Linked DNA regions of Homo sapiens: region 2 is linked to region 1. Evidence: chromatin loops called from intact Hi-C (ENCODE). Cell type or tissue: PC-9. All regions are shown on one strand. Links, peaks and the distances in the headings refer to the core of each region. The heading gives the core; the rest is flanking DNA.

Region 1 (15,601 bases), core at 4,834-9,833:
TTCTGTTGAAGATGCCCACAGCAGTATCCACCCAGGAACCTTGAAAAGGAAGCAGAAATGATTGCATGGGTAACTTACCAGCTCCTGAGGTCTGAATGGCTGCAGCAGCCCCACTCCTTTACCTGATCCCTGCTCTCTCTGTCTCTCTCCCTCTCTCTCTCCCTCTTTCTCTTGTGTACAGATTGCAGGGAACTTAAAGAACTCGCAGGGACAGTGTTTCGAATGACTTAAGAAAGAGAACAGGAACAATACTTCGTTCTCTTTTTCTCAGATGAGTACCTTCGGGAAGAAGGAAGGAAGGGAGGGGAGAGGGAGGAAGTCAACAACCCTTTGCTTTCCTGAAAAAAAATAAGGAAACAGAAGATAGACATCTCATTTTCTCTTAAACAAAATGTTGGAAGGGGCAAAAAAAAAAAATCTTTGAAAAAAGGAATTCCTCAAATATGTTCTCTGCCCTGGGAGCTTTAAAGAGATGAAACGCCTTAGTGGCCTGTCCTGTCCAAACAAACGGTGTTCCAGACAGGCAGGCTCTCCTGAGCCTGCAGCCTCTGGTATCTGGTTTGCAGAACTGACACAGCCGAAAGGGAACAAATCATGTCATGTCGACTTAGAGCAAGGGAGAGCTTGGCCTGTTGTGCTAACCAAGGTAAACCTGCAGCCTGTAAGACAGTGTCGGGGCTGGGCAGCCAGGACTCCTGGCTTTTCTTAGGCCCTTTGAAACACCAGCATTGCTGCAATTCCTCGCTGACTCTAGATCCTTAGAGTTTTTCCAGGATCAAATAGCAGATTTATGCCCACCGAACTTTATACAGTGGACCCAATCCAGCTTCCATCACTGATGGATGAAAAAGGAAAAGAAGCAACTAACCACAACTGCTGCCGGCCATGGTTATCTCAGATCTGTTGTTTATATTATTCTATCCTCTACATTCCTAAGGCGTCTTGGATTTAATCACCTCTGGAAAACTGGAAGGAGATTTCTAATTTGTTTTCAAAATACTGTGAAGCAGCATAGGGTTTAGATAAATCAGCCATGGTGTTCGAAAAAAGATAGGGGAGGCAGGAGCAGTTAAAATGGAGGGAGTAACCTTTATCAAGGTAGAAGACTTGGGGCTTCAGCAGGCAGGCATGAGCTTGCTTAGGCTAGTTGCACTTAGGAATAAGCTTGGTTTTAACTTCTCTGATTTGTGTTATGTCTCTTGTGTCCCTTATTCATCTGGTTAGGACCATTTTCACTGTGAACAGGAACCAGCAGTTATGTAGACCTTTGTGGCAGCAAAAGAAAAACCAGCCTTACACTACTTCCTCATTTCACCCAACTGTGAAAAAAATGGGGTGGACAGATACACCTGATTGCAAAGAGTCATGAAAGTGAGTTCAGGGGAAGAATGATTCTGATTCAGTGACCCTGTAAGATTTTGATTGAGTCCTTATTGGCCTATAGGATTATGTTTTTATTCTGACAGATATTTTTCTATCATCTATCTGTCTATCTATCATCTATCTATCTATCTATCTATCTATCATCTATCTATCTAATCTATCCATATATCTATCTATCTCCCTGTCTATCTAGTTATCTGAATATGTGTGCATGTATCAGAGAGAGACATGAAGATTTTGTTACTCGGTAGGTGTGCACAAGCCAGAGCAGAGTCCCATTCCTTGCATCCGCCACAGCACCAACACTGGCACAACCCATGGCACTGAGTTCTGGCCTGGGTGACCCAGCCTCACCAACAGTGGGGAACACGGATGACCAGAGACAGTCTCTTTGGTTCGCTTAGAGCCACACGCCAACACGTTCCTGTCTCCTGATCCCGGCTCTCGGGCTCTTTGCCCTCTGCTGGCCTTCCTCTACATCCTGCCTTTGTAGAAATGGGAAGGGAAATGAAAATGAAAATCTGAGAAAGCCAGGGAAGGGCATGAGGGAATGGAGCAGGAAGGCCTAGGAATGGAGTCTTTTAAAGGGGGAGAAACACTGGGGCAAACCTTTGAGTAACCGGAGGTGAAACAAGCAGGCAGCTGAAATTCACAATAAAAAAGCAGACGTCCTTGGGAGTGAGGTGGGGTGAGGAGAAGCAATAGGGAGGGGGCAAGGTGTGCGGGGCATCAGCAGCAGAGGAAAGGAGGGACCCAAGGAACAAGACGCTCATGGTACCAACTCCTCACAGGCAGGAAACCGCCTCTGATCACTTGAAGAATCCATTGCAGCTGCACACAGGCCTTCCCATATTTTTACTCCTCTTTGCACCCTCAAGGCAAGGCCAGGGCTGAGCCCCAGGAGTCCAGGCAGAATCCAAAGGATTTCCCTTTTAAGTCTGCAGAATGTGGGGACTGTCACGTTGAGGCTGTGTTGTTGTCTCCAGGCCAGCTGACCCGCCCAGACAGCCTGGATGGGGACATGTGCCATTTCAGGCTGCACGGCTTTGACTGAATGGGGCAGCATCCAGTCGGGATCTGACATCATCCCCGCAGCCAGCCAGGGGACTCTCAAGGCTGCCTTGTGCCAAGCTGCTCCATGCTCACACCGCGTTGCAACCCTGCCTGTGAAATTCACAGAAAAGGCTTTTCCCTCTTTCCTTGTGCTGCCAGTCACCTGAACAGTCACCCTCTAAAACTTGTGAAACCACCCACTGGGTGTCAGGAGCAGAAATTCCTAACCCTCCCATTAGGTTTGGCAGGACAGATTTCTGATCAGTCCACTGGAGCTCTAACTCTGTCCTGGCCTATCTGGATCCTGACTAAAAGTGAAGGATCCAACTGAGACGCATGAGCAGGAATGGCATATGGCCTTGGCTCTCACCCCTCAGGAAAGCCCCATGTTGCACAGCGTATCATAGAGATCACTTGAGTAGAGAGAGGAGCTGCCCACCCCTGGGACGAGATAGGAGGACAGGAGAGAAACCTAGGTGAGGACAGTGCTGTGACCCTAACCCTCAGAACCAGCACCACAGAAATAGGTGCTCTACTCAAAATGGCGTCCTGCCTCTGAAGCGTCCTAATTTGTATGGCACCAGCTTCCAATGACACAGACTCTGGGGTTATCTGTTGACTCCCAGACTAACTTGACTTCAGGTCATGGAGGTAGCAGCGTAGGAGAAAATGGAGAAAGGTTTGGAATAGAACATATTCTTCAGAAAAGTACACAAAACGTAAGTGTACCGGTCAGGGAACTTCACAAAAGGAACATATCTGAGTAGCCAGCCCTCAGATTAAGAAAGAGGACAGAGGCCCCCCAAGCCCCTCCTGTCACTACCTCCTCTCAGGTGCCCTGACTTCCAGCACCTGACATGGATGCACATTACCTGGTTTTGAATTTACATGAAAATGGCATTGGCTTGCACTTCATTTGGTTTCTTTGCCTCGATAGTATATTCATGGGATTCGTCCCTATTGTTGAGTGTAGCTGTGGCTCATTCGCTCTCATTGCTGGATAGGGTTTCATTCTGTGAATATACCACCATTTAGATGTCTGTTCTACTTAACACAGACATTGGATTGTTTCTAGTTTGGAGCCATTACAAATGGGCTGCCAGGAATATTCTTGTCCCTGCCAGATGTCTTTTTAGAAGCCTGATGCAGGACTCATCTCTCTCCAGGAAGATTGGCCACTCCAGTGACTCAGTCTTTCTGTTTGGTATCCTTTGGCACTCACTTCCTCTCAAAGGGGATGCATAGCATAGATTTAAAAAAAGAAATCAAATGACTTTGATTTGAGGACACGGCCATGCCTTTGGAGACACTGGCAGAGTTCCTGAGGCGCTTGGGCACTGGTTAGGAGCCACTGTTCTCACTTCCTGCAGCAACCTGGAGATGCTAGTTCCTGCTGCTCTGAGTCATGCTCCAGCGGCTCCCCATCTCCACTACAGATTCGATGGAAAATGTGTCTCTCCTCCCCGCTCTGGGCTTCTCACGAACATGCTGAGTTTTGTTATATGAAAGTGCAGGGGGGATGGCGCAGTCCCCGGCCTGAAACTGCTTTGAAACTTCCTTAGTTTCTTTGATTTATTGTCTTCAACTTGCCAAACCCCCAAAGCCTCCAAGTCCCAACTCTCAAAAATGTGAGAATGTTCATTTCTTTTTTCCTTTTAAATTTTTTTTTAGCATGAAAAGATAATATGAAGGATTCATTTAGACAAGTTATTGAAGAAAGTCTATTTTATGCATCCAGTTTTTTCATATGACAAGTGGGGATAAGAACACATCTATTTTGTACAGTATTTGGAGTAAATAAGAATAGGTTAACATCTTTCACATACTTACCATGTGCCAGACACTTCTAAACACTTCACACATCAAACCAACTTAGTCATCACAACAGTCCTATGAAGTAGGTGCTATTATCGTCCACCATCCCCCTGCCCTTTTTACAGATGAAGGAACTGAGTAATGGAGACATCATACTACCTCCTTGATACCACACAAATAGTAGATTTCAAACCCAGGAAATTCTGGCTCGGAGCCCTAATTTTTAACCACAAAGCTAACATACCTTGCTCTCTAAACTAGCACTGCATGTCGCATAGTAAAAACTAATGACTGCTCCCTAAAATTGGAGAACCACAGGTTTATAATAGACACAAAGGTTCATTGGGCAACCCTTTAATAAGCATGTCTTATGGACCAGGAAGCCCCATGCTAGGTGTGGTTAACGTGCTTCTGGATTTTATTGCCTCGTAGAGGAGAGATACGTTAAATAAATCAAACAAACCATACCTGAATACCTAAACAGTTACCACGGCAGTCAGTGCTCTGAAGATTAAGTCTGGGAGTTACAAGAGCATATAGCAGGGGACCAAATCTGGGCAAGAAGGTCAGGAGGCTCTTCCTGAAAATGGCATGTCAGCTGAGACCTCAAGAATGAGCATGAGTCAGGGAAGATGGTGAGGAGCAGCTCATGCAAGGGCCAGTCAGACAGGTCTGGGTTCAGATTGTGACCTTGATCCTGAGAAGGGTGGGAAATCATTAAAGATTTTACTAAGGGTATAGAATGATCAGGTTTGCATTTCAGAAAGACTATTTTTGGTCACTGTGCAAAGAATGAAGGAGGACAAGAGTGGGAGCAGATGAGCAGCTGTAAAAATCTAGGCTAAGTTCAATCCTGCCAATAGGGCCTATCAAGAGACATAGGTGGGCGTGTTGTAACCACCCAGTGGGTTCACTTTGCCTGCTGCCTAGACAGAGCCCATTTATCAAGACAGGGGAATTGCAGTGGAGAAAGAGTAATTCACACAGAGCTGGCTGTGAGGGAGACTGGAGATTTTTTATTACTCAAATCAGTCTTGCCAAGCATTTGGGGATTGGAGTTTTAAAAGATAATTTGGCGGGTAGGGGCTTGGGAAGTGGGGAGTGCTGATTGGTCAGGTTGGAGATGGAATCACAGGGGGTGGAAGTCAGGTTTTCTTGCTGTCTTCTGTTCCTGGGTGGGATGGCAGAACTGGTTGAGCCAGATTACCAGTCTAGGTGGTGTCAGCTGATCCACCCAGTGCAGGGTCTGCAAACTATCTCAAACACTGATCTTAGGTTGTACAACAGTGATGTTATCCCCAGAAGCAATTTGGGGAGGCTCAGTCTCTTGGAGCCAGAGGCTACATGACCCATAAACTGTAATTTCTAATCTTATAGCTAATTTGTTAGTCCTGCAAAGGTAGACTGGTCCCCAGGCAAGAAGGGGGTCTTTTCCAGAAAGGGCTATTTTCAATTTTGTTTCAGAGTCAAACCATGAACTGAATTCCTTCCCAAAGTTAGTTCAGCCTATGCCCAGGAATGAACAAGGACAGCTTAAAGGTTAGAAGCAAGACGGAGTCAATTAGGTCTGATTTCTTTCACTGTCGTAATTTCCTCAGTTATAATTTTTGCAAAGGCGGTTTCAATGTCAGTGCCTGGAGAGGTCATAGGACAACCAAGTTTGAGAGCTGTGCTCAGATGTTGTATGACAAGAGTCTATTGGAGAATTAATATAGGCAATGCCTGGCCTAAGAATAACTGGCTTATGAAAGCTTCCTACTTTCAAACAGCAACATCTACCATTGCCCTGCCATCCCCAATTTCCAGAGCCTCCAAAGCTGAGTGCCTACCCTCCTTTATTCCACCCCAGCCTCCTGTCTGTTTGCCTTGCCTTGCTGTCATTGTCCCATGTCTAAATTTCTCAATACTCACCCAACAGAGAGCTCCTTTTCCTTTAACACACACCCAGTGCTGTTACCAAAAAGCTAGTGGCATCCTCCAAGCTAGCCCAGGAGTGGTAAGTGGGAGGGATGGAGTAGAACTCAGTGTTTGAACTACTAGCATTGGGGAAAATGTACCCCAGGCGTTCCATGTAGAACCCAGGCTGAAATTTCTAAGAAAACTGTTACACTTTGTAGATTGCTGGTGTTATAACAGAGTTCCAGCACATATGGTTTTAAGAACTAGTCTGGGGATATAGGAAAGAAACTCTCAGTTTTTCCTGCTATGCTTTCACAACACAGAACACTTCTGACACCAGATGTATGAGAGTTTTCCCCACACACCTAGGAATCAACCAATTCTTCAGTAGACACCAGTAGGGTGTCCTAATTCAATTCAGTGTCCACACTATCTACCTAGAGACAGTATCAGATCCCACAAGTTGAGGATTCAGTCCTATGATACTTTCCTCCACTTCAGATGCCAATCAAAAGCCCCAGGTTGTTTCACCTGTACTTCTGACTAATCAGCTATAAATCAGTATGCCCATGACCCCCTCCTCAGGTTCAATTAATTTGCTAGAGTAGCTCACAGAACTCAGGTTACTTACATTTACTAGTTTATTATTAAGGATATTACAAAGGATACCAATGAACACCAGATGAAGAGTTGGATAGGGCAAAATATGGAAGAAGGAGGGCGAAACTTCCATGTCCTCTCTGGGCATGCCATCCAGAAGCTCTCAAACCCAGTCCTTTTGGGTTTTTATGAAAGTTTCATTATATTGGCATGATTGGGTAAGTCATTGGCCATTGATATCAATTTAACCTTCAGCCCCTCTCCCCTTCCTGGAGGTAGGGGGGTGAGGCTGAGAGTCCCAATTCTGTAATTACAACTTGGTCTTTCCTGTGACCAGCCCCCATTCTGAAGCTACCTTGGGCTGCCGGCCACCAGTCAACTCATTAGCATACCAAAAGACACATCATTTTGAAGATTCCAAGGATTTTAGGAGTTGTATGCCAGGAAATGAGGACCAAGGCCAAATATATATTTCACCATATCACAACTGGCTTGCGGACTTAACCACCAAGGAACATGCAGTCTGAGCTCCAAATATCTGGTATGAGCAAACAAACATTTTTAAGTTGGGGAATGGCTGTAGTCATACTACAAGTAAAACAAGTCCTCCTTGTTTACTCTTTTTTTTTTTTTTTTTTTTTTGAGACAGAGTCTCGCTCTGTTGCCCAGGCTGGAGTGCAATGGCACAATCTCAGCTCACTGCAACCTCTGCCTCCCAGGTTCAAGTGATCCTCCTGCCTCAGCCACCACTAGTAGCTGGGATTACAGGCACGTGCCACCATGCACAGCTAATTTTTGTGTTTTTAGTAGAGACAGGGTTTCATCATGTTGGCCAGGCTGGTCTCGAACTCCTGACCTCAGATAATCTGCCTGCCTCAGCCTCCCAAAGTGCTGGGATTACAGGCATGACCTTGTTTATTCTCTCTTGGATTGCTTGCTTTGGGGGTAAATTAGCAGCCATGTCATGAGGATACCCAGGTAACCCATGGAGAGATCCACATGGAGAGAAACGGAGGGCTCCTACTAACAGCCTTTTGAGTGCACTGTCAACTGTGGGTTTATTATTAGGCTAATCATTCTCCAGTATTCATTTCCGTAATTTAGTAAAGCTCACCTTTTCACAGTCTCCTCCAGAGAGGTTGTAAAGCCTTTTCCTCTGCTTGTAGGCTCTCTTCAAGCATTCTAAATGCTTATTTATGTGTCTGTGGCACACCAGGGACAGGAAATAACTTTATTTATTTTTATACATTAAATTAAATATGATTAGAGTTCCCCTCCTTGACAAAGTTGGCTAACAGTTCTATATCATTATTTTTAATGGATCCCACATGGATCCTTCCTTAGGTAGTCCCAGACCTAGGGCTCAGGCAGTTTCAGGAAGACAGCACCGAGCCTTTATCCACGCTGGGTCATTCATGGTCCTCTCAAGGGGGCTGGTTCCCCTGGTGACTCTACACACTCAGTGTCAAGTTCCACCACAAGAATGTCTGCCAAATCTATTTGACTATTGCCTCACGCCCAGATCGCCACAGTTGCCCCTGTCATCTCTACAGTCCTATGCAGGTGTAATGCAAGGTTGCTGCCACTCTAAGAAAACCCACAACGTGTCTCATTTCCCAATCTTCTGGGATTCAACTCACACCAGGGGTCAGGCTTCTTTCTTCAATTCCATTGCCATGTCTTCCAGTCTCATTAAATCTAGATCAGTATTTAGCTCTAAACTCAACTTTTTAAATCATCCAAGCAGGTAACACACATGTGTTAAATAAGTGTGCTATGTTTAATACAGAGGATTTGGTGGGGAGTATGGCAAATTAAAGAGTTTGTGTTCAATATAAAGTGTTTTGTGAGCACATAGGCCTAGTGTGACCATATTTTTTTTAAAAAGTAAGAAAAAAATCTGAATACTTATGTGGAATCTACAATTTAAAAATTTTAGAATTGGGCCAGACATGGTGGCTCAGGCTTGTAATCCCAACACTTTGGGCAGCCAAGACCATAGAATTGCTTGAGGCCAGGAGTTTGAAACCAGCCTGGTCAACATAGCAAGACCCGTCTCTACAGGAGAAAAATAAGAAAATTAATTTAATTTTTTTTTTTTGATGGAGTCTCACTCTGTCACCCAGGCTGGAGTGCAGTGGCCCAATCTTGGCTCACCGCAAGCTCCGCCTCCCAGGTTCACGCCATTCTCCTGCCTCAGCCTCCCCAGTAGCTGGGACTACAGCTGCCCACCGCCACACCCGGCAAATTTTTTGTATATTTTTAGTAGAGACGGGGTTTCACCATGTTAGCCAGGATGGTCTCGATCTCCTGACCTCATGATCCGCCTGCCTTGGCCTCCCAAAGTGCTGGGATTACAGGCATGAGCCACTGCGCCTGGCCAAAAAATAAGAAAATTAGCTGGGCAGAGTGGTGCACGCCTGTGGTCCCAGCTACTTGGGAGGCTGAGGTGAGAGGATTGCTTGAGCCTGGGAGGTCAAGGATGCAGTGAGCAGTGATAACCCCGCTGCACTCAAGCCTTGGCAACAGAGCAAGACCCTCTCAAAATAAAATAAAATAAAATAACTTAAGAAAAAAATAAATTATATGTGTGAAGGGGACCTAGTGTTAGGGTTTTAAAATACGTCCCCAAATTCTTTGATGTTCCTTTCTTTGAGAGATGACATCTAATTACCTATCCTTTCAGTGTGAGTTGGACATAAAAGCAGGATAAGGCAGAAGTGACAGTAAGGGACTTAGAAGACATAGTCACTGAAGGCATTGGGGTTCCCTCCTTTTTTACACTTTCTTGGATTGCTTGCTTTGGGGGGAAATTAGCAGCCATGTCATGAGGATACCCAAGTAATCTATGGAGAGGGCCACATGGAGAGAAACTGAGGCTCCCACTAACAGCCTTTTGAGTGCACTGTCTTGGCAATGGATCCAGCATCCAGCCCAGTCACACTTTTAGACCATGGCAGCCCCTGCCACACTGAATGCAACCTCATCAGAGATCCTCAGCCAAACCACTCAGATAAGCTGTTTCTGAATTCCTGCCCTATAGAAACTATAAGATAATAAACATTTATTTTAAAACCAGCAAGTGTTGGTATAATTTGTTATGTAACAAAAGATAAGTGATATACTCAGCAGCTGAGAGGCTGCTAGTTTACAATTTTGGCTCTAACTTTTCAAACCAAATATCCCAGGTGGGAATATTCACAGGTGGGTGGCTCTCAAAGTTTGACTCTGAAACTGACTAAGGCTGTTAACTGCTGCATCCACCTTCACCACACCACCAACCAAGGGGTCTGCTGTAAAATAGTCACGTATTTTTTCACCACCCTGTATCGTATATGAGATAACAAAAAAGTGAATGTATTAGTGTCCCTTTGTAGACTACAAGCCACAGGAGTTTAACTCACCAACTACGCCATCGACTTGTTTATTTCTTTCCCACATTTGTTAGTGAGTGGAGGTGATGCTGTCTAGGCAAGTTTTCTTTTTAGGTGTCTTTTCTTCATAGATTTTACATTACCATGGGTTAGAAGATAAGCAGCTAATTTGCTTTAGATGGTGACTATACCTAGTGTTGCAAGTCCTTAACGAATGCCAGTTAATACTCTGAAGGCTAGATGTTGAAAAGATGTTATTTTGTTTAAAGGAGAAAAAAAATCAACAGAACTCTTTCACCAAAAAATAATCCTCCTTGGAAACAAATTCAAACAACAGAATGTAAGCTTCATGGGAATCAGACTTTGCTGGGTCACTGCTGTATTCCGGTGTCTGGAAGACACTTGGCATGTGAAATTTGTTCAACAAGCAACTTTGAATGAATGAATATGTGAGTAAATGAGACCAAAGAGAAGAGGCTTCACTTGGAGGAGGAGGATGTTTCTGTCCATGGGGCATTCGCCTTGCCCCACCCCTTCACCCACCTCGCTCTCAAAATATCATCATCAATGAGACACATTTGAGGTAGGCTAAGACTTCTTAAGAAATCTGGTTTGAAATCCAAAGAGTGGGAAGAACACCTTCAGACTAGATAAGAATAGATCTGGCTTCTACCCCCGGTCCTGACCACAAGGCCCTGGAAGTAGGCCTCTGCCACACTTCTTCAGTCCTAATTTCTTCCTCTGCAAAACGAGATCGAAGCTTCCAGCCTTAACACCAGAGGTTTCATGAGTCTGTCCCAAGCTTCCCCTTTTTTTTAACACCCTCCCCGAAGGAGGCGGGTCGCTGCTTGTGAGATGCTTTGAAGCTAAAAAACCCAAGGCCTCAGAGCGATGTGACCAGAGGCGCACAGCTTGGCACATGACCTGATATGACTGATGTTCAAAGCAGCTGTCAGTGAATAGAGGCAGCACGCACAAAGGAGCCAGCCAAAAATAATGAGAGCGGTGAAAAGAAAAAAAAAAGAAAAGAAAAGAAAGAAACACAGCAGGGCAAGGCTCCAGGGTCACTTGTGTTTCCTCTGGTCTAACCTCCTCTCTCTCCTCCACCCAGTCCTCAAACAACCCCCTCCTGCCTCCTCCAGAAGAAAAGTTAAAAGCTTTCTTTTGGAAACAGAGTAGTTTGCTTAGACTGCTGCTGTTTACCTTTGGTAGGACAGCCATTGGCGGTGAGTTCAAACACAGGAAAAGGCCTGTGTTCCAGGAAGAGCTGCAGACGGGCTGAAAGACCGGCCATAATGTTGCTGGATTGCACTATTCCCCACTGGTGTTCAGCCTGGGATCACACCAGGCCCTTGCCTCAACCTCAGGCAACCAGCCTCCAGCTATTTCTTGGACTACTACCTTCCCTTGGGAATATTGCCCCTAAAACAAGATGGTGTGGGATGGAGGGATGAAGAAGTAAGGGAGGGGCAATAAAAAGAGAAAAAGAGGCTTACACTACAAACAAAAACACAATAGCCTTATTTCTAGTCTAGTATGAAAAACATAATTATAACAAGCAGCAAACTTTGGGTTTACATTTGGAGGTTTTGTTATTTATTTGTTTTCAATTATTAACATCATCCTCTATGAACTAAGAGGTCCACATTTGTCAAAACAAGGCCACACATTCCCCAAGGCAGCTACCTCCAGACATCTCTGATCTATTGGTGAAAAGGAAGGGAAAGAATCTACCTCCCTATGTTTCAAAGTGATCCACCCTGAATAGGGTTATGCTAAATTGTGGGAGAAAGGAGGGAAAGCATATGAGGAAATACATGCTGTAAGGATCAAAATCTTCTGGGCCTTCCCCATTCCCCCCAGATTTCTTTCTGCTAATTCCATTTCAAAAACTCCCTTGGCTCCAAGGCACTAGATTCTCTGGTTGGGTCATTCTCAAGATTACCATGAGGATCTCACTTCTCTTTCCCTGATTTTAGAGTTATTTATGTCAAAATCTTTCTGTCTTCCAGAGAGCTCACAGCATCCTGTCTCCTCCAGAAGCTCTTCCCCAGCTGAAATGGAAGTGAAAGACTGGTAGTCTCCTCCTCAACCACCCACCTCCTGGGGCCCTGACTGTGTGGATGAACTCCTCACACCCAGGATTTGTGTCTCCAGTGAAAAGCAGCAATTTATCCTACACTGAAAATTTCCTGAATAAAAACAGTTCATGAAACTCTGGATGTAGTATTTTATTTGGTGTAGAATGAGTCTACAATAAGATCCTTTGTGTTCTCTGGTTTTTAGCAGTTTGACTCTGATGTTCCTGTGTGTGTGTGGGCATGTGTAGGTGTGTGTTTAATCCTCTTCTGCTTGGGGATTGCTCTCCTTCCTAAATTTGTAACTTTATGCCTTTCTCTAAATTTGAATAATTTTCACCTTTTACTTTTTTTCAAATATTTTTTCTGACCAATTTTTTTCTCTTCTCCTTCTCAGACTCCAGTTACATACGTATTAGACCTATTGATATTGTCCACTGTTCCCAGAGGACCTGCCCATTGTTTTTCAATGTCTCTTCTCTCTGTTCTGCACATTGAATAACTTCTATTGAATGATTTTAAAGCTTACTAACTTTTCTGTTATTTCTATTTTACTGTTAAGGCCAATCAGTAAATTTTTTATTTTAGATACTGTAATTTTTAATTCTAGAATTTTTATTTGGTTCTTTTAAGAAAAAAATAGTTTTTAGTTCTTTATTGAGCTTTCTTATCTTTTCATTCATTAGGAATATGTTTTTCTTTATGTCCTTAAGTATAGCTACAATAACCACTTTAAAATCTAGTCTGCCAATTCTATCACCTGTATTATCTTCAAATTGTTCTTTTTTCTCTTCAGAATGGGTCTTTTTTTTTCTTCAAATGTTGAGCAATTTTGGAATGTATTCTGTCTATTATAAATGATATATTGAAGAGACTCTGTATTCTGTTATGCTGTTCTAAAGAATATTGTGCAGCTTTTTCTAGGCAGGCAGGTATCTTGGCTGAATTCAAATTGCAAATTCTGTATGCCCTGAAGTAGGCAGCAGCTCAAATCCAAGTTGTTTTCTTAGCCTCAGCTGAGAGGCCTGAGCTCTGTCCCACAAATGTGAGACATAGGGTTCAACCAGAAATTTCTAGGCAACATTTGGGTGTCCTCTCTTTCTCCCTCTCTCTCTCTCTTTCTCTCTCTTTCTTTCTCTCTGATTATCTCCTTCATGGAATTTCCCTCTTATTTTCAAGAAGCTGTGGCCACCTTGAACTCTGACATTTGGTTCTGCAAGCCAGGAAAACTGTGGGTTTCTATCTGAGTTTCAGTGACCCCCCATGTCGCACCAGCTATAGCCTGCTCTCAGGATAAAAGCTACAAAAAAGAAAAACATAAAACTTAACTCGTGGTATTTCCTTCTTCAAGTATAGACTCTTCTGTAATATCTGCCTGTTTTTATTTGCCCTCAGATATTTTTCTATTTTTCTGAAGTTTTAAATTATTATCTGCAGAAAAGTTGGGTAGGTAGGGGTTTATTACTATAAAAGGGAGTATAACTTTTATTCTTTTGCTTCTTGGACAAATAACTATTCAAATATTTTCTAAGACTTAGTCAATTTTGCTCTTTAGCAAATAGTTTCTGTCTCAGTTTTCTATTTATTTTCTCATGGTTCTATGGGTCAGCAGTTGGGGCTGGGATTGATGGGCAGCTCTTCTGCTGGTCTTGTTTATTGTTACCTAGGTGGTTGCATTCTTCCAGTGGCTTGACTGGGATTATATGGTCGAAGACATTCTCACTCACTGGCAATCGATGCAAGAAGTTGGCTGGGCCTCTCTTCTCATGTCGTCTCTCATTCTCAAGAAGGCTATCCCAGACTTTTTCACATAAATGTCTCAGGGTTCTAGGAGGGTAAGAGTGGATGCTACATAGGCTCTTGAAGCCTGCAATTAAAACATACAGTGTCATTTCCACCACAAAGCAGGTCATAAGGCTATCCAGATATAAGAGAATGAAGATTAGACTGTATTTGTGCATATATAGATAGGAGGAATTTGTGGTCATTTCTTACAATCCAGCACATTAATATAAAAAATGCTATTATGCAACAATAATGGTAACAATCTTATTAAAATTTAACCCCCTTTGTGATCTATCACCATACTCACTGTGAGGCATCCAGATGAAGAAGAGTTGGATGCTTTTCTTCATGCTGTTTTATACCTAGGGAAAATGAGGAATTGAGATGTTAAGTAGATTTACCAAGATTGCAGAGGCAGTGATAGATAGAGCCAGGATATATAATGTTTAGTATATAAGTATGTATGATGGAGAAAAGCGAAAAACAAGAAGAGATTAAGAAATGCAGGAATAGGGTGGGGGAGTTTGCAATTTTAAATAGGATATATAGGAAAGTCTTCATTGAGAAGATGAGGATAGAGAAAAGACCTGAAAGAGGCCAGGGAAGGGGAATACACTTTCATTCAGTGGGATGAATAAGCACACTTGGTGGGATATGATATTATGTATGTATGTTATATATAGATCACTGAATCTTCCATTATATTTTTATGAGTTGGTAAAGCACACATTTATCATACTGAATATCAAACACCTGAAGTAGTCACGACTTAAAATTATATTATAAACAATTTCATATCATACCGGATTGGGTCTTTAAAGGGACTTGATAAATGCTACATAACAATTTTGGTTCTGTAGGATATGTTTTATATATATATATATATATATATATATATATATATATATATATATATATATGTATTCTTGGTATATATAAAGTGCTTTATAGTGACTAACAATTTCATAAACATAAAGTAGAAATAGAAAGCTATGAAAGATATTTTTCCTGCTGATAAATACATAAACTGAAACTTCTACTCACAATAATTGATGATTAGAAAATTTGGACCAATCCTCCCACTAAGGAAACATAAAGAACTGAATGAAATATAAAAAAAACTTCTTAAAAGAATCAAAGTATTAACAATATATTGAGGAATTACAAAAAGAAAATCAAGAAGAGGAGAACCTAGAGAGTAAAACCAACATCTGAATCTGATTTTGCTCTAAGAACATTTGCTAAGCCTAAAGAAATTCATTTTTGGTAAATTCCTGGGGCCAGGAGGCAAAAGGCAAGACCTGTAATCCACCAGAAGTCAGGATTTTAATAAATCATGACCATTTTAAATTGGGATCCCAAAGGATCCAGGTAAGGTAAATCATGAGTAAGCTAATCCCTGCAAAGAATTTTGATTTGGCTTTATGTCATTCGGGTGGTCCAGGAAACTGCAAGCCTTGAACTTGGTTTAAGATAGACCCAGACTGGTAGCACCTCAAGTGTCTGGCAGAGGCAGAGGAAAATCCTCTTTGGAAGAAGATGATGTTACGCTAGGCCTCAAATTATTGTGAAAATTAGTACAAATAATCTTTAAAACACAATGTCCAACACATT
Region 2 (15,601 bases), core at 7,135-12,134, 77 kb before region 1:
AAAAGTTAGAAGTTATCCCTGCCAAATGTGCTGGAAGCAACATAAATCCAAGACTTTCTCATAAGTCGGCATGAATATGCTGTCATTTGGGGCTGGTATTGGGAATATCAGTAAGTGCACCTTGTTCTGTCATTCTTCTTGACTGTCTGTCGCAGCTGGAGAGGTACTTTCCCTCCAGATGCCCTTTGATGGAGTTCACAGGAAAAGAATGCAAATGCTAGTCTGCCCAGGCCAAGAATCTGTCTCCCTGCAGCTGATTGGGTTACGTGGTGGGGAGAGGCGTGTGTGTCTGTCACTAGGAAGAGTAATCTGCTGTATGGGGAATCCTGGGGAATAGAGTAAAATGAGAAGGCAGATGTAAAATAATTCTCCCTAACGTTATGCCATCACACCCGGAGTAATATTAATGATCTCACATTTGTGTTTGGTCAGCCTAGGGACACAGAGGAGGGAAACTGATGTGATGGTTTGTGGGTCAGCTGTGTGTCAGGCCTTACTCTAGACACATACCTGTGTAGTCACTGGAGTAGGTGTAATAAGAGCTAATATGTTTTGGGTGCTTATTTTTCTTTAGGTATTTACAAGCATTATCCCATTTACATCTCACAATTCTATGAGGTTTGTACTATATGACTCCCAATTTTTCAGATGAAGAAACTAAAGTTTAGATGGGAGGAATAATTTCCCCAGGGCTTCACAGCTAGTGTAAGACAGAACCAGGACTAGAGCCCAGGTATTCCCTAGTCCACAGCCTGTGCTCGTCACCACCACCCTGAATTATTGTAGGGGAGGGAACTGGCTCAAAAAGAGTAAGTAAAGGGTATGTAACCCCGGTTCCACAGCCAACAGGTGGCAGAGCCAGGATTCACAAAGAGTCTGTCTTGACGTCAAAGCCAGGTTCTTTCACTAGAACCCTTCAACTCTGCTGCTTCCTGGGCCCATGGTGGCCAGGAGAAATTTAAGGGGAAATGTGATTCTTTCTGGAATGCAAGTTTGAACATGGTAGGATGGAAAGATCTAGGGCTGCTATTGAGAAACATGTGTTCTAGTGTTGACTCTCCATAAACTTGCTGGGGGGTGAAGGGCCAGGGGACGAGGTCTCAAATAAATCATTCTGTGTCTTCAGACAAATAACTGCAAGCCAGTTGGCTTTTATGAGCTCCCTAAGGATCAAAGCTAGAAGTGTGAAGGATTTGGACATTTTAAAGTTGAATATAAATGTAAGACTTGACTTTTAAAATTCCTTCTTAAACCATGTACCTTATGACAAGAGAAATGTTATACTTTATTGCTTAGATGAATAGAAATAAACTGCTTGTGGTCAGGAACCATGTTTCATGGTTCTTACAATACTTAGCACTCAAGTCCTTCTCCACTGTTACCTTGGAAAGCATCGGAAAAGGAATTTCTACTGCCAGGGAAGACATTTAAAATTTGGGGTAGGGGAGAGGTGTCTAGATTGACAACCTCAACCTATTGTACGCATTTAAGTAATAATTGTAATAGTTGTTAATATTATACCTAGTTAATTTACATAAGTAGAATTCTAGATCATTGCCTCGAAAGGAATTTAATCATTCTGCTTATAATTTGGGAGCTTTCTATATCGCTTATGTATTGTTGCTTATTAGGGTAGTCAGATTGACAGACTGATAATGGCCTCACAAAACTGTTAAGTTCATTTAGGACAGTGACTGCATCTGTAATGCTTACTCTGGGGTCTCCAGAGCCTCCCCAACACAGTGCCTGCCATGTAGCAGGTGCTCAATGAACATTCATTGAATGAGTAAATGAAGCTGTGGGTCCTCTTGTTTTGATTTCAAAGGGAAAAGTCTTGGTTGGCAAATACTACAGAAAAATTTTTAACTTTGAAACAAAGTATCAAGGCTTTGCATATGATGACTATAGCTTATCTTCAGTGGCTAAGTATAGGCTTTTATCACTAAATGCCTCATGTGAGTACTTAGCCACGTTGGTTCTTTCTCTCTAAACAAACAAAAGCCCCATAGAGGTTTTCTGGGGTTTTTGCTTGCTTGCTTTCTGAAGTTTTTACAGTTTAAAATGTGCAAACTTCAACAAAGGGGTAGACCCAGTAACTTGAATCCTGGTTGGATACATGTTCTGCTACTTCCCTGTGCATGCACATCACCACCTCCACCCACCCAAAGGGAAGATGCAGTGCTTGTCTACTATTCACAGGCAAGTCCTAGGAAAGATTAACCCACAATATTTGTGATGCAAGTTTTATAGAGGTCAACCAAGGGCACAGTTAGCTATTAGGTCACCTTGCAATGCAGGATAAAGGGAAGATAGGATCCAGGGTGGAAACAGAAAATGGAATGGTAAAACAGAAGAAAATGCCCTAACTAGAGTAAAGACTTGATATAGTTTGGTGTTCATCCCCTTGAATTCTCATGTTGAAATTTATTCCCAATGTTGGAGGTAGGGCCTAATGATAGGTGTTTGGGCAATGGCAGAGGTGGGGCTCCCTCATGAATAGACTAGTGCCCACCCACCCTGGGCAGAGGGGTGTGAATTCTCCCTCTGTTAGTTCCTGAGAGAGCTGGTTATTGAAAACAGTCTGCACCTCCTTTCTCTCTTGCCTCCTCTCTTGCCATGGGATGTCTGCACACGCTGGCTCCCCTTCACCTTCCACCATGAGTGGAAGCAGCTTGTGACCTTCGCTAGAAGCAGATGCTGGCACCATGCTTCTTGAACAACCTGCAGAACCATGAGCCAAATAAATCTCTTTTCTTTATAAATTACCTAGCCTCAGATATTCCTTTATAGCAACACAAAATGGACTAAGACAAAGCTTCTATTCAAAACCCAGATAGGGTCCTTGTTGTTTGAAGGATAAGAGGTACAGAACAACAGCACAGCTATAGGAATAAACCCCATATAATTCACTGGGCATCCAGTTTCTATTTATGAGGAGCAGGTACAGTTCATCTTTTATTTTTTATTTTTATATTCGTGAGAAAAGAAGGGAGATTATGAAAGTAAATATGGATCCCAGCATTAACAGCTGAATATATAAAGGAATTCAAGTGCTTTAATTAAAAAATTATGACCACAGTGAGATACACTTCACACCCATTGGGATGGCTATTATTAAAACATGGAAAATAACAAGTGTTGAATGAGGATGTGGGAATAATGGAGCCCTCGTGCATTGCTGGCGGGAATTTAAAATGGTGCAATTTCTGTGCAAAACAGATTGGCAGTACCACAAACAGTTAAACATAGAATATTACCACATGACCCAGCAATCCCACTTCTAGGTATATGCTATGGTTTGAATGTGTCCCTCAAAGTTCATGTGTTGGAAACTTAATCCCCACTGCCACATTGTTCAGAGGTACAACCTTTAAGAGGTGGTCAGGTCCTGAAAACTCTCCCCTCATAAATGGATTAATGCCATTATCTTGGGAGTGGGTCCCTTTCTCTCTCTCACCCATGTGATGCCTTCTGCCATGGTATGATGCAGCAACAAAGCCCTCACCAGATGCTAGTCCCTCAATCTTGGACTTCCCAGTCTCCAGAACCATGAGCCAAGCAAACTTCTACTGTTTATAAATTACTCAGTCTGTGGTATTCTTTCATAGCAGCAGAAAATGAATCAAGACAGTATATACTCAAAATCAAAATGGAAAGAACTGAAAACTGAGACTCAAATAAATATTTGTACCCCAATGTTCATAGGAGAATTATTCACAACAGACAAAACGTAGAAACAACCCAAGCATTCATTGATGGATAAATGGATAAACAAAATGTAGTATAAATATATATAATGAAATATTATTCAGCCTTAAAAATGAAGGAAATTGTGACATGTGCTATAACATGCATCAACTTTGAAAACATTATGCTAGTAAAATAAGCCTAAGATAAGGGACAAATATTGTGTAATTTCACTTCTACAGGGTACCTGAGTAGTCAAATTCAGAGTCAGAAAGTAGAATAGAGTTTACCAGGGGCTGGGGAAAAGAGATAGTGGGAATTATTGTTAAATGGGTGCAGAGTTTCTGCTTGGGATAATGGAAATTTTCTGGTAATAGTGGGGATGATTGCACAACATTGAGAATATACTTACTGCCATTGAATTATACACTTAAAATGATAAATTTTATGTTATGTATATATTTCTTTCTCTTTTTTTTTTGGAGACAGCATCTCACTCTGTCACCCAGGCTGGAGTGCAGTGGCGCGATCTTGGCTCATTGCAACTTCCCACGTTCAAGCAATTCTCCTGCCTCAGCCTCCCGAGTAGCTGGGACTACAGGAGAATACAGCCATGCCTGGCTAATTTTTTGTGTGTGTGTGTGTGTTTTTAGTAGAGACGGGGTTTCACCGTGTTGCCCAGGCTGGTCTGGAACTCCCAAGCTCAGGCAATCCGCCCACCTTGGCCTCCCAAAGTGCTAGGATTACAGATGTGAGCCACCGCACCTGGCCTGTATTTCTACAACAATAAAGATGATATTGTAAAACCTAAGAATAGGTTAATTATATTCACAATGTTGTACAACCATCACCACCATGCTCTGCTACCTCCCTCAGTGTAGGTCTGCCACAGTGCACAGCCAGGGGAAATGGAACCTGTTGGTGTTCATTGGCTGCTCAGTTGGCCTAGAATAGCTTTCCTACACCAGGAAATGGGGAGATGGGAATGCCAGTTAGCTGCCGAACCCACTAGAACGGCTCCACCACAACACAGAATTGCGGGGAAAGAGGGGCTATACTCCTCACCAGCTTCTCCGCTCAGCTCCTCCCCACTGAGCAGCAGCTGAGGGTGGGGGAAACTGTCGCCTGGATGCCCACCCAGGAGAGATCTTCTGTCTGTATAGGCTGGGGAGGTGGGAGTTGCCACCTGGCTGCCAAGCCCACTGGACAAGCCACCTGGAGCTGGGGAGGGGGAAGGGTGAAGATCCTAGCTTGATTGCCATGGCCTCTCACTGTTACTACTGAGTTTCTGTAGATTTGTTGAATAAATATTCCTTAAATTGTTGTAAGCCCTTTGGCCAATCACCAAAGATTTTTGAGTGATTGTCTTTTACCTGTTTAATAGATGTCTCCCTGGGAGAGAAGTTTCACTGGCATCATTACATTATCATTCTGGAAGCTCCTCTCTTCCTCATAGAGTTTTAATTAACCATAGTGGAAAATGCATCTTTTAAAATAGCAGCATTTTGTAGAAGTCCTCTTGAAGGCTTCTCCTGATAAATTCATGTATCAATCTTGGTCTGATGGAATTCTAAGGAGAAGAAGAGATAGTGGCTGTATCCAATTGCAAGTATATTTAAAACCTTGCTGAAGATGGTGTAGTAGTAGCCAGGCCCTTCGCTCAGAGAGCTAACAGTCTGAGTAAGGCAAAGCATTTGAGTAGATAAACCTGAGATCAAAAGTAAAGTATCCCTGCAGGAAGGTAAGGAGATTAATAGCATGGAGGCATATGGAGCTTTTGGAAATAGAGCCATTTGAAATCCACAAAATCACCTGTGTCTTCAGAGAGGGGCTTAGAGTGACTTCTAAGGGGATTAGACCCTGTTAACAGTGTGCTTCAGAGAGATGCATCAGTATACCTGACGAATGTTTATTGAATGTCCCTGGGGAGGCTGACATTGTAATTATCTGTTTCTGAGGCTCTGCATAACTTTGCTTTGATTTTTGCTTTTTTTTTTTTTCTGTAAGGACTTTGCCGTTACTGGGGATTTCATATTTCTTTTATTTTCAATTGGTTTTTAAGGAGGGAGAAGAGGCAATTGACTCTATGCCATTTGTATACAGTCTTGTAAAACCACTGCTGAAGATTTGAAATATTATTCTGACTTGAATAACTTGCCACTCCAAGTGAAGCTGTTTTCTTCGCTAGACTTGCCACAGTTTGGAAGGGAAGCTGTCCTTCAGCAATGATAAATGACACAGCAATTGTTTCTGCAAGTCCAGAATGATGAATAGATCTTGCTTCATCCAAAGCTTTATTTCCAAAAGCTTTGACACAAAGAGAGACCAATTTCATTATTGCTACATTCTAGAAGAAGAAACAAAACCATTTGCCAGCATGCTTAATATGATGAATTTCTAAGCTGAAAGCACTATCCTTGTAATCTTTTTGATGTCTCTTAATATATCTATCCATTTTCCTTACAAAGACCGTTTGTTTATTAAGATCCATTCTGTGAAAAGAGTCACATGGTGTATTTCAAACGTCCGTTTAAAATGATTCTTCAGGTATGATGCCAGAAGTTTTAATAGCCCTCCGCCTCCCCTTCACATTGCCTGTGTGATCTCTGGTGTGTCCTGCCAAGTACCCTCACTCTCTCACTTTCGTTGCCCAAGTGCATTCTGAGTAGCAAGGACTTCTGCTTGGACTCATTGTTTGGGTCAGGCTCAGAGAGAGCTCTTATGTTTTTTCTCATCAGCTAATAAAGATAAGGGGTGGCATCAGGGGAAGCATGCCTTAGAGATGAAGGGCAAATGGAGATCTTTGATTCAAAGAATGCGGCTCCATCACTTTCTCTCTTACATAAAAATTCTATTCATCCCACACTTCCTACTGCAAATCACATTGGTACACCATGACAATGCAGTAGATACACAAGGACTTTCCCACATCACACTACAAACACAGCCACCCTCTCTGGGGAACGTAAGAGAAACTTTTGGGCTTCCACTTCCCCTCCATTTGTTTGAAGGATCAAGAGAACACTGTTCCATTTTCAACAAAAATTAAAAAGGAAAATCATGAAAAGAGCCAACCTCCTCTTTTTTGTTTTCTCCCTTAATATATTGTTGCATCCAGGGAAGAGGAAACAGTGAGCGCCACTGATACTGGGTCCCCAGGGACCCCATAAGGGTCACTCCCCAGCTATCAAATGAGCATGTCTTCCTCCACTTGCAGAGTGAGTTTTTAACGGGAATGGAAGTTACTCTTGGCTCAGCTCTGATGTTGAAAAAAATAAAATAAAAAGAAAAGAAAAAAAGAAAAGAAAAAGAAATGCCACAGTGCTTCAGGGAACCAGGCTGTGTTCACACCTGGGTTTTCACAGGACAGAGATTTTTAGCTTTAAGGCTTTGGAGATTTGGAGAAAGGAGATTTCAGAAATCATTAGCCATGTTCCTGCCAGCCTCAGCAGGCCAGCTAAGAACAGTGTGTTCCTTAAGGGCAGGAACAAATTCCTTCCACATGTTTTGGTGTTTTTGTTTCTTCTTAACGTGCTATCAGTGATGCCATGGGCCAATTAACTTTGGGACTTAAAATGTGACGATATCTCATTTATTCTACACCGTTGCTAAATAAGATGATCATGGGATAAAATTTTCCAGGTAACTGGACTGTCATCCTTTGAGAACTGTATTTTAAAAATGGAAATGTATCTGGACTCCATTCAGTGAATAAAAACAATAAAGACTGTTAACTCTTTGATTGTGCAAGTTCATGTTCATGGGTGTATTACTTCATTGGCTGTATCAAAGATGTCCTCAAGGTCTATGGAGATGAAAAGGACTCTGCAGCCTCACATGATGGTCTTGAAATTCTAGCCTTTCCATTAGTTTTCTGATCTTCTAACTCAGTGTTCATTTGGCATTGTTATTCTGTCATTTCTTCCCAGAATCTGTGTCTGAGAAGCCTCATTGCCTTCCTCAGTCTTGACTATTTACTTCTTCACCAGTTGTAACATAGGCAAAACTGAGAGAAACCAGATGGACTTAGTTTTACATACATTACTTAGTAAATCTTCCCTCCTGCCAACTAAGTGAAGAGCACGGTTTTCATGACAGCATAAAAATCTAATTGATCCCTTCAGTCATTATGTGAGGAGATGGACTTTATATCAAGTGGCATTTTATTTTGAACTTAGAAAAATATGCATCTTATTACAATTTACCTTCAGTATAACAAGTCCATTGGACCTCCACGTCAGATTTTGAACCATTCATTTCTAAATTATTTGCTACCTCCTTAATCCAGGCCAGTATTATCTCTCAGAGATTATGGAAACTGCCTTTTGATGGTCTTCTAGCATCATCCTGGCTTTCTTCCAACCCTATCCACTATAGTCAGAATGAGCTTTCAAAAACTGAATCTCATTATTTCACCTCCTTGCTCAATGGCTTTCCATGTTAGCCTCACCTTGCCGCACACACCCTCTCCTGCTGTGCTCTACCACACCGTCTTAAGGGGTGAAGAGAGGCAATTGACTCAATCTTGTATGTATACACTCTTGCAAAACCACTGCTGAGGATTTTAAATATTGTCCTGACTTGGATAACCTGCCATTCCAAGTGAAACTGTTTTCTTCGCTAGACTTGCCACAGGTTGGAAGGGAAGCTGTCCTTCAGCAATGATAAATGACACAACAACAGTCTGTGCAGGTGGAAGATGATGAATAGATTTTACCTTATCTATCCCCTCATTTGACACAAGGTTGATACCAGTTTCCTAGAAGAAGAAACAAAATTATTTGCCAGAATGCTTAATATAATGAATTGTTAAACTGGCCATACTTTATATATATATATATATATATCTCCCAGGACCTTTGCATCTGCTGTCTGCTCTATCTGGAATGCTCTTCTCTCTTTCCCTGGCCTGTTTCTTCTATACTTCAGTTCTCAAATTAAATTTCACTTCCTCAGATAGGCAATTCTTCACCATTTTACTTAAAGTAGGCATTCACTATTATTCTCTGTCTAGGGTAGAGCATGTGGATAGACATATGAGAGTGAACACAGAGTATGAAAATCTTTATATCACATGTTAATACACATCATTAGATAGCATCTACCATGGAGTAGACATTAAATAACCTGGCAGACAAAAATGACCTCACCAGTTGACTTCAGCCACCCCAGTGCTGGAGCAAAGAACATGTGAACAAAGTAGCCACATTGGCAGACATTACACACGGGTCCAACAGCAAGAACTGCATTTACAAAGGCTGATCTAGCTACTACCACTGCTGGATATCCAACATGCCAACCATGAGGACTGGTGATGGGTTTCCAGTATGACACCACTGCTCAAGAAAACCAATCAGTCACTTGGTAAGATGTTGACTCTAATGAGCTCCTTTCATCCTGAGGGGCCAGTGGTTCCTCATTACAGGCATAGACACATACTCTGGGTATATGTTTGCTTTTCTGCTCATGGGAACTTAGCCAGCACTACTATGCAAGGGATGGGGTTATGGAATGCTTGCTATGTTGGCATAGAATCCTATATAACATCGCATCAAGCCATGGCCTTCAGCTTATAGTAACTGAGGTTAGAAATGAGCCCTGGCCACAGGATCTACTGATCATATCAAATATGCACCACCCAGAAGTGGCTAGCTCCCTACAGTGCTTCTTGGAGGCAATACTCTGGAAGGATGGGGTGCCACCCTCTGGTATATAATTGAATCAAAGACTTTTATGTGCTGCTATGTCCTAATAGAAAGACTGCATAGGTCCAGGGACCAGGAGAGGAAGTGGGAGTGGCCCCGCTTGCCATCACTCCCAATAACACTCTGGGGTGATTGGCGGGTTGCAGGGGGTGGTGGTGTTGTACTTCTTATCATGTAACTCTGGGCTCTGCAGGGTTAGAAACTCCCATTCTCAAAGATGGTACACTTTCACCTTGGAACATAGCAAGAGTATCATTAAATTATAAGCCACAGCTGCCACCTGGACACTTTTATTCCTTGCCTCCAGGGTACAGAAGACAAGGAGAAGACAATCACCATCTTGGCAGAGGTAATTGACCTGATCATCAGGAGGAAGTAGGGCTGTTGTTACAGTGGGTCAGGAAGTATAGTATTGAACCCAACGACCTACTTAGGCTCATTTTGATACTTCCTGGCCCACTTGTGATGTTAAATGAACAGGCACAGCAACCTTATTCCGCAAAAGGCATATGTCAAATAGCATATGAGCTGCTGTAACGAAACACCATAGACTGGGTGGCTAAAACAACAAACATCTATTTCTCACAATTCTGGAGGCTGGGAAGTGCACATCAAGATGCAGGCAGATTCAATGTCTGGTGAGGGCTCTGTTCCTGGTTTGCAGAGAGCTGCCTTGCTACATCCTCACATGGGAGAGAGAGAGAAGGCCTAGTCTCCTCCTCTTCGTCTAAGGGCACTAATCACATCATGAGGGCCCCATACATAACTTAAATCCAAACCTAAGTGCCTCCCAAAGACCCTACCTCCAAACACCATCACATTGGGGATTATGGTTTCAAGATATGAATTTTGGAGGGACACAAATATTCAGTCCATAGTAGCATGGTGACAAGGGCTCAGACCTCTTGCAGATGAGAACCTGGATGAAATCACTAGGAAAACCACCAAGACTGCCAGAGGTGGTATCTGATGGTGAGGGGAGTCTAGACTGGGTAATGGAGAAAGAGAAAATGAGTATCAGTTTTGGTCCCTAGATTCATTGCAGCTGTGGGGGCTGAAATTTGTGGTCACCTTCTCTTCTAAGTTTTCAATCGAGAAGAGAAGCCCACTGGAACCTGCAGGAGATGCTTCATGAATATGCATGAATAAGTGGACTGGGGTGAGGCAGAGATGAGTCACCTAGTCTCTCTTCAAGGAAGCACTTGCACCTGAGCTATGAGAGTGCAGTTGGCAGACAGCCTCCACCTGCCAGCTCCTTCGGGGTCTGCCTCAGTTGCAGAGAGTCACACCTTTCCTGGGGAAGCCCACATCTGGTGACTGAGCCAGGCAGGGGTGTAGAGGAATGGACATTTCGGTTCAAATTGGCACAACTCTGATGGGCAACATTTGCCCCAGAGCTGCCCACCATGCTGGCTGAGGCTTTGTCAGGGCTGCACTGCAGGTTGCTTTCTTCCTCTGCTCAATCTTTCTTTCCTCTTCCCTCTTTTTACTGGTGTTCATCCTTAATAAGTAGCTTCCATCCAAATTTGTCTCAGCATCTGCTTCCAGAGAACCCAACAGGCTATAGGCTATATGCTTTGCCTGCTACAGACAAAGGAGAAACTTGCTAACTAGGTAATTTGGGGCATATACATACATATGCGACTATGTAAACCACCTGGCACAGTGTGCTTGGTATATCACAGTGTTCAATATGTGCTGCAGTTTTGCTGTTTTAAAGGGAAGCTCCCCAAGAATGGACAGTCCCCCATGCTGACACAACTTTGTGAGGTTTCTGCTGAGGACAGGAAGCTGAGTGCTCAGTCTTCTGGCCACATTGTTGACAATCGCAGTACCTAATTCTTTTTTTTTTTTTTTTTTTTTTTTTTTACGGAATCTCGCTCTGTAGCTAGGCTGGAGTGCAGTGGCGCGATCTCAGCTCACTGCAACCTCTGCCTCCCAGGTTCAAGCAATTCTCCTGCCTCAGCCTCCCGAGTAGTTGGGACTGCAGGCACGCACCACCACGCCCAGCTAATTTTTGTATTTTTAGTAGAGACAAGGTTTCACCATGTTGGCCAGGATGGTCTCGATCTCTTGACCTTGTGATCTGCCTACCTAAGCCTCCCAGAGTGCTGGGATTACAGGCGTGAGCCACTGTGCCCGACCTTGCAGTGCCTAATTCTTAACTCAGCATCACTGTGAGCCCAGCACATTCCAAGTGTCTTGCATGTTTTAAGTCATTTCAACAACCCAGTGAAAAAGGTAGAGTTCCTAGTCCCATCTCACAGATAAGGAAATGAGGTGCAAAGTGGTTCATGAACTGGTCTGAGGTCCCAAAGATTGGAAGTGGGAGAGCTGGGCTTTGAACACAGGCCACCTGGGAGCAGAATTTGGGCTTTTGCTTATAGCGTCTACTGCCTCTTTGTTGAACTTTATTTTACAAAGAATGTGAGGCAGAATGAGACAATCCTGCCTTCACCTCCCACTTGCCTGTGACATCCTTCCAGAATAATTTTTTTTCTGAATAGGAAAGGGCAACAGGATGAGGAAGATGTCACCTTCCTGCAGATAGATTGAAATTCATTCTTCTCTTTCTGAAGCCTGAGAGAGGGAGAATCCAACACACTTGTATCCCTGGGGCTGAGGAGTCAAGCACTGGGAACCACCCTGGCCGAGGGTATAATGGAAGGAGTGAGATGTTGACAATGTCAGCTTCCTTGCAAAATTTCAGTTATCTGCAAATAATTAACTCAGCTTTTTCAACATGTCTTTATTTGCTTAAATTAACAAAATATAGGTTACATGCTCTTTTCAGGTAAACTGCTTTTTCAGTGAAGCAGAAAGCAATATTCACAACTTGGGCTGCTATATACTTAGAGTTTTAGTTTTTAAATAGCAAGCCAGAGTTCTGTACAAAATCAACATTTGGTGTAATGTTGTCCAAATATGCGAAGGATTTCAAACGTTAGCTCTGTTATATTTTGTTCCAGCAAAGCAGACAAAGATCATAATTCAAAACACCATGTTAATATTTTATTAAATGCGTTCAGGGCTTAATAAATACAGTATGCACATTGAGCTTTCTCATGCAACTACTCATATACAAATATACCAGTTACTCTTGTGGGTTTATGAAAGGTCAGCCTTAGTCTCATGGCCGGTGGGGAGTCAAATTTTTAAAAAGAGAGACAGAAAGAGGAATTGAAAGGTAACATGAGGAGTAATCATAGGAAAGAATAAAAAGAATAAAAGAAAAATATGCCACTTTGCTGGTCCATTGATTTGTTCAAAGTGACAGTGGTCAAAAGGCTGGAAAGCATTTGGTAGTGACCTATTTTCAGAGTCTCACAATATGATATTCTGGTTTTGGAATGCTGGTAATCTTGGAAGGCTTCATCCCTTAGTTCTCTGAGATGGCCCACATGGACTCTCCTTCAAGGCTTGCCTTCTGGTTCATCAGCTCATTAGGCAAGGCTGGCCAACCCTTCCCTTAACTCTGTGCTCTTGCATAAAGTGTCCATGTAATTTCTCACCCAAACTGGAATACTTTTGAGAATTAAGGTGACACTTGAATAATTATCCTGGGACAACAGGTCTAAACCACGATCATCCCAGGCAAACCAGGATGTTGGTCACTCAACAGCATACAAAACCAATGTTTTAGCATTGGTGCTCAGGTTAATGCTGTATTAACCATCAGGTTAGATCTAATTAAGTGTCTTATGCCCAGAGTCAACAACTAAAAACAGGCCCTGGAATACACTCCATAACAAATTGTTTTTATTTCTCCTAGACCTTTTTACTGCCTCCAAATAAAATTTTACTTAGAATGCTAATGTATAAATCAGATGGAACTTGAGCTGCTTGGAGTGAGGTGGGTGTGGGAGTTGAGAGCTTCTCCTCCCCTTACCACTCTTCAGAGGCCTAAAGATGACCTCTGGCTTCTCAAAACACAATCTGAAAACCACCATTCTAGACCATACTCTCTCTGTCTCAACATTAACTGGTCCCTCAAACATTCCCATGAGGTTTGTTTTGGTTGGAAAGGACTAGAGCCTGTTACTCTAGAATTTCCTGGTTTCCATTCCAGCCAGGCATACTCAGAACCAAACGGCATTCTACAGGACGTGTGGTCAAACACAGCACATAGTAGGTCCTCAACACATGGCCGCAGTGTGAATAAATGTGTAACCAGACCCCAAGAGCTGGAAGCCTCCCAGGCCACACTGCCAGCATCCTGGGCAATTTCATCAGAGGCACTGATGAGCTATATTAATACTGAATGGAAGGGACTTGCCCCTCTGAGGACTTGGAATGGGTTTTTGACCCAGAGTTGTGCTTGTAACCACAGAAACCCACAGTCTTCTCTTCACAATCTCCGTTGCAGGTGCCCTTACCTCAGGACATAGTACTCTTAGCACTTCATGGTGGTGGGGAGGCTGACAGGAGAAGCTTTAGGCAAGGTGGCAGGGGAAATGGGTCAGAGATGGACACAACACATGGGTGAGTGATGACAACCAGGTGGGGCTAATGGGGCAGCACCTTGGCCTACAGAAAAGGCCAGCCCCCAGCAGTTGGAGATGGACATGTCTTCTAAAGGAATGTACTGGGAAATCTGGGATAGGATGAAGCACAATAATAACCAGTACCTAGCTCTACAAATACGAGTCAAAACTACCAAACAAGAAGTTTTTACATAAACAGACACAGTACCAGAGGGTTATTGCTATGGGCAGTCACACGTACACGACACCCAGTCAGTATTGCTTTTCTCAGTGCCAGTGCCTAAGTAAGTCTGACCTGCTGGGCCCATCCCACCCAATAGAGTCATTTCCACTCACTGGCATCATGGTTCAAGCATCTGGGAAGAAATAATGAGTCACCATAGGCCAGTCATGCATTTTTTAAACATAGTAAGTGACCATAAACATCACAGGCATCATCTTCTAGTATAATGTAAAAAGTGTGTATCTATATATAGACTGTGTGTGTCCGCTCATAAGGCTCTTACAGACAGGTAAGAAAGCCTAAGTCAGCAGTATGATTGTGAGGTCTCCTATTCTCAACCTTAAAGAGTCTGAGGCTAGGAACAGAAATACTTATGAAGTCTCTGGGAAGTGTCCTGGAAGCCACAGAAATGGTGAGTTCTATTTTAGTCCCCTCAATCTTCTCAATCTTGGCTGCACATAAGAATTGCCAGGAGCAATTTGGAAAATTTCAGTCCTAGGGCTCCACTCCAGATCAATTAAATCAGAATCTTAATGGGTAAGGCCTTGGTTTGGTGGTTTTTTTTTAAAGGTCACCCCAGATGCTTCTAATGTACAGCCAGCACTGAAAACACAGTCCAGAGTCTTCTTTACTAATGATTTGCTGTCAACTATTCTAGTACCCCAAATAAGTCAGAGCTTAGATTTCTGGGAGAATTCTCTGAGGTCACCCCCCCAGCTCTAGCTCTGAGGAGAAAGCCCCCTGGTCACTGGTGACAAGTCTTCCTGCATCTGTCCTTTTTTTTTTTTTTTTTTTTTTGAGGCAGAGTCTCACTCTGTCACCCAGGCTGTAGTGCAGTAGCGTGATCTCAGCTCAGCTCACTGCAATCTCCACTGCCTGGGTTCAAACGATTCTCCTGCTTCAGCCTCCCGAGTAGCTGGAACTACAGGCTCCTGCCATCATGCCTGGCTAATTTTTGTATTTTTAGTAGAGAAGGGGTTTTGCCACGTTGGCCAGGTTGGTCTCAAACTCCTGACCTCAAGTGATCTGCCTGCCTCGGCCTCCCAAAGTGCTGGGATTACAGGCGTGAGCCTCTGCGCCCGGCCCCTGCATCTGTCTTATGGGGCATGAGGCCTCAGAGCAAGACAGCAATGGTCTCCAGGAGGGAGCCGTGCTCGAGAAGTGAGGGTTTGTCTGAGGAGCCAGGGCCCCAAACATCATCATATCATCTGAAAAATAATGCTCCAAATGCTCAATCTGATGAAGACAGCCGACACAGAACAAGAGAATCTAAGTATTCTAGGTCACCAGTTTCCCTTAGTCAAAATTATTCTTCTCCTGAAATTTTACCTTATATCTGCAGCAACTACTGGAGAGCATTCTCTTCAATAGCTCATCCTCCTGTGCCATTTCTGACATTTTTGGTTATAGAATAAAGGCTATTTTTATATATATGACGACTAATATTTTCATCTATATGGAAAATATTATAACCTTCACAAATTCACCTAAATAGTTATTAA

Evidence for each region. Peaks named below come from ENCODE experiments on the same cell type or tissue, not always from the same donor. Only the 100,000 strongest peaks of a DNase experiment are listed, where the experiment ranks them.
Region 2: a loop joins it to region 1, with 7 times the contacts of the local background. A loop is called at or near these places in 6 of 110 quality-filtered maps.

Annotation. Positions count from the first base shown.
Region 1 is chr5:72,507,173-72,522,773 of GRCh38, forward strand. It overlaps ZNF366 (zinc finger protein 366), which reads right to left and starts at 238. Exons shown (of 5, transcript NM_152625.3): 1 at 79-238. In PC-9, for the core only: no CTCF peak of the experiment used is centred there; DNase peaks (open chromatin) are centred at 7,279 and 8,249; H3K27ac peaks cover 2,436 bases.
Region 2 is chr5:72,427,777-72,443,377 of GRCh38, forward strand. It overlaps ZNF366 (zinc finger protein 366), which reads right to left. Exons shown (of 5, transcript NM_152625.3): 5 at 12,127-15,601. Among named protein-coding and RNA genes, the nearest start is that of ZNF366, 72 kb to the right of the region's middle. RefSeq lists a silencer at 10,509-10,598. In PC-9, for the core only: no CTCF peak of the experiment used is centred there; no DNase peak of the experiment used is centred there.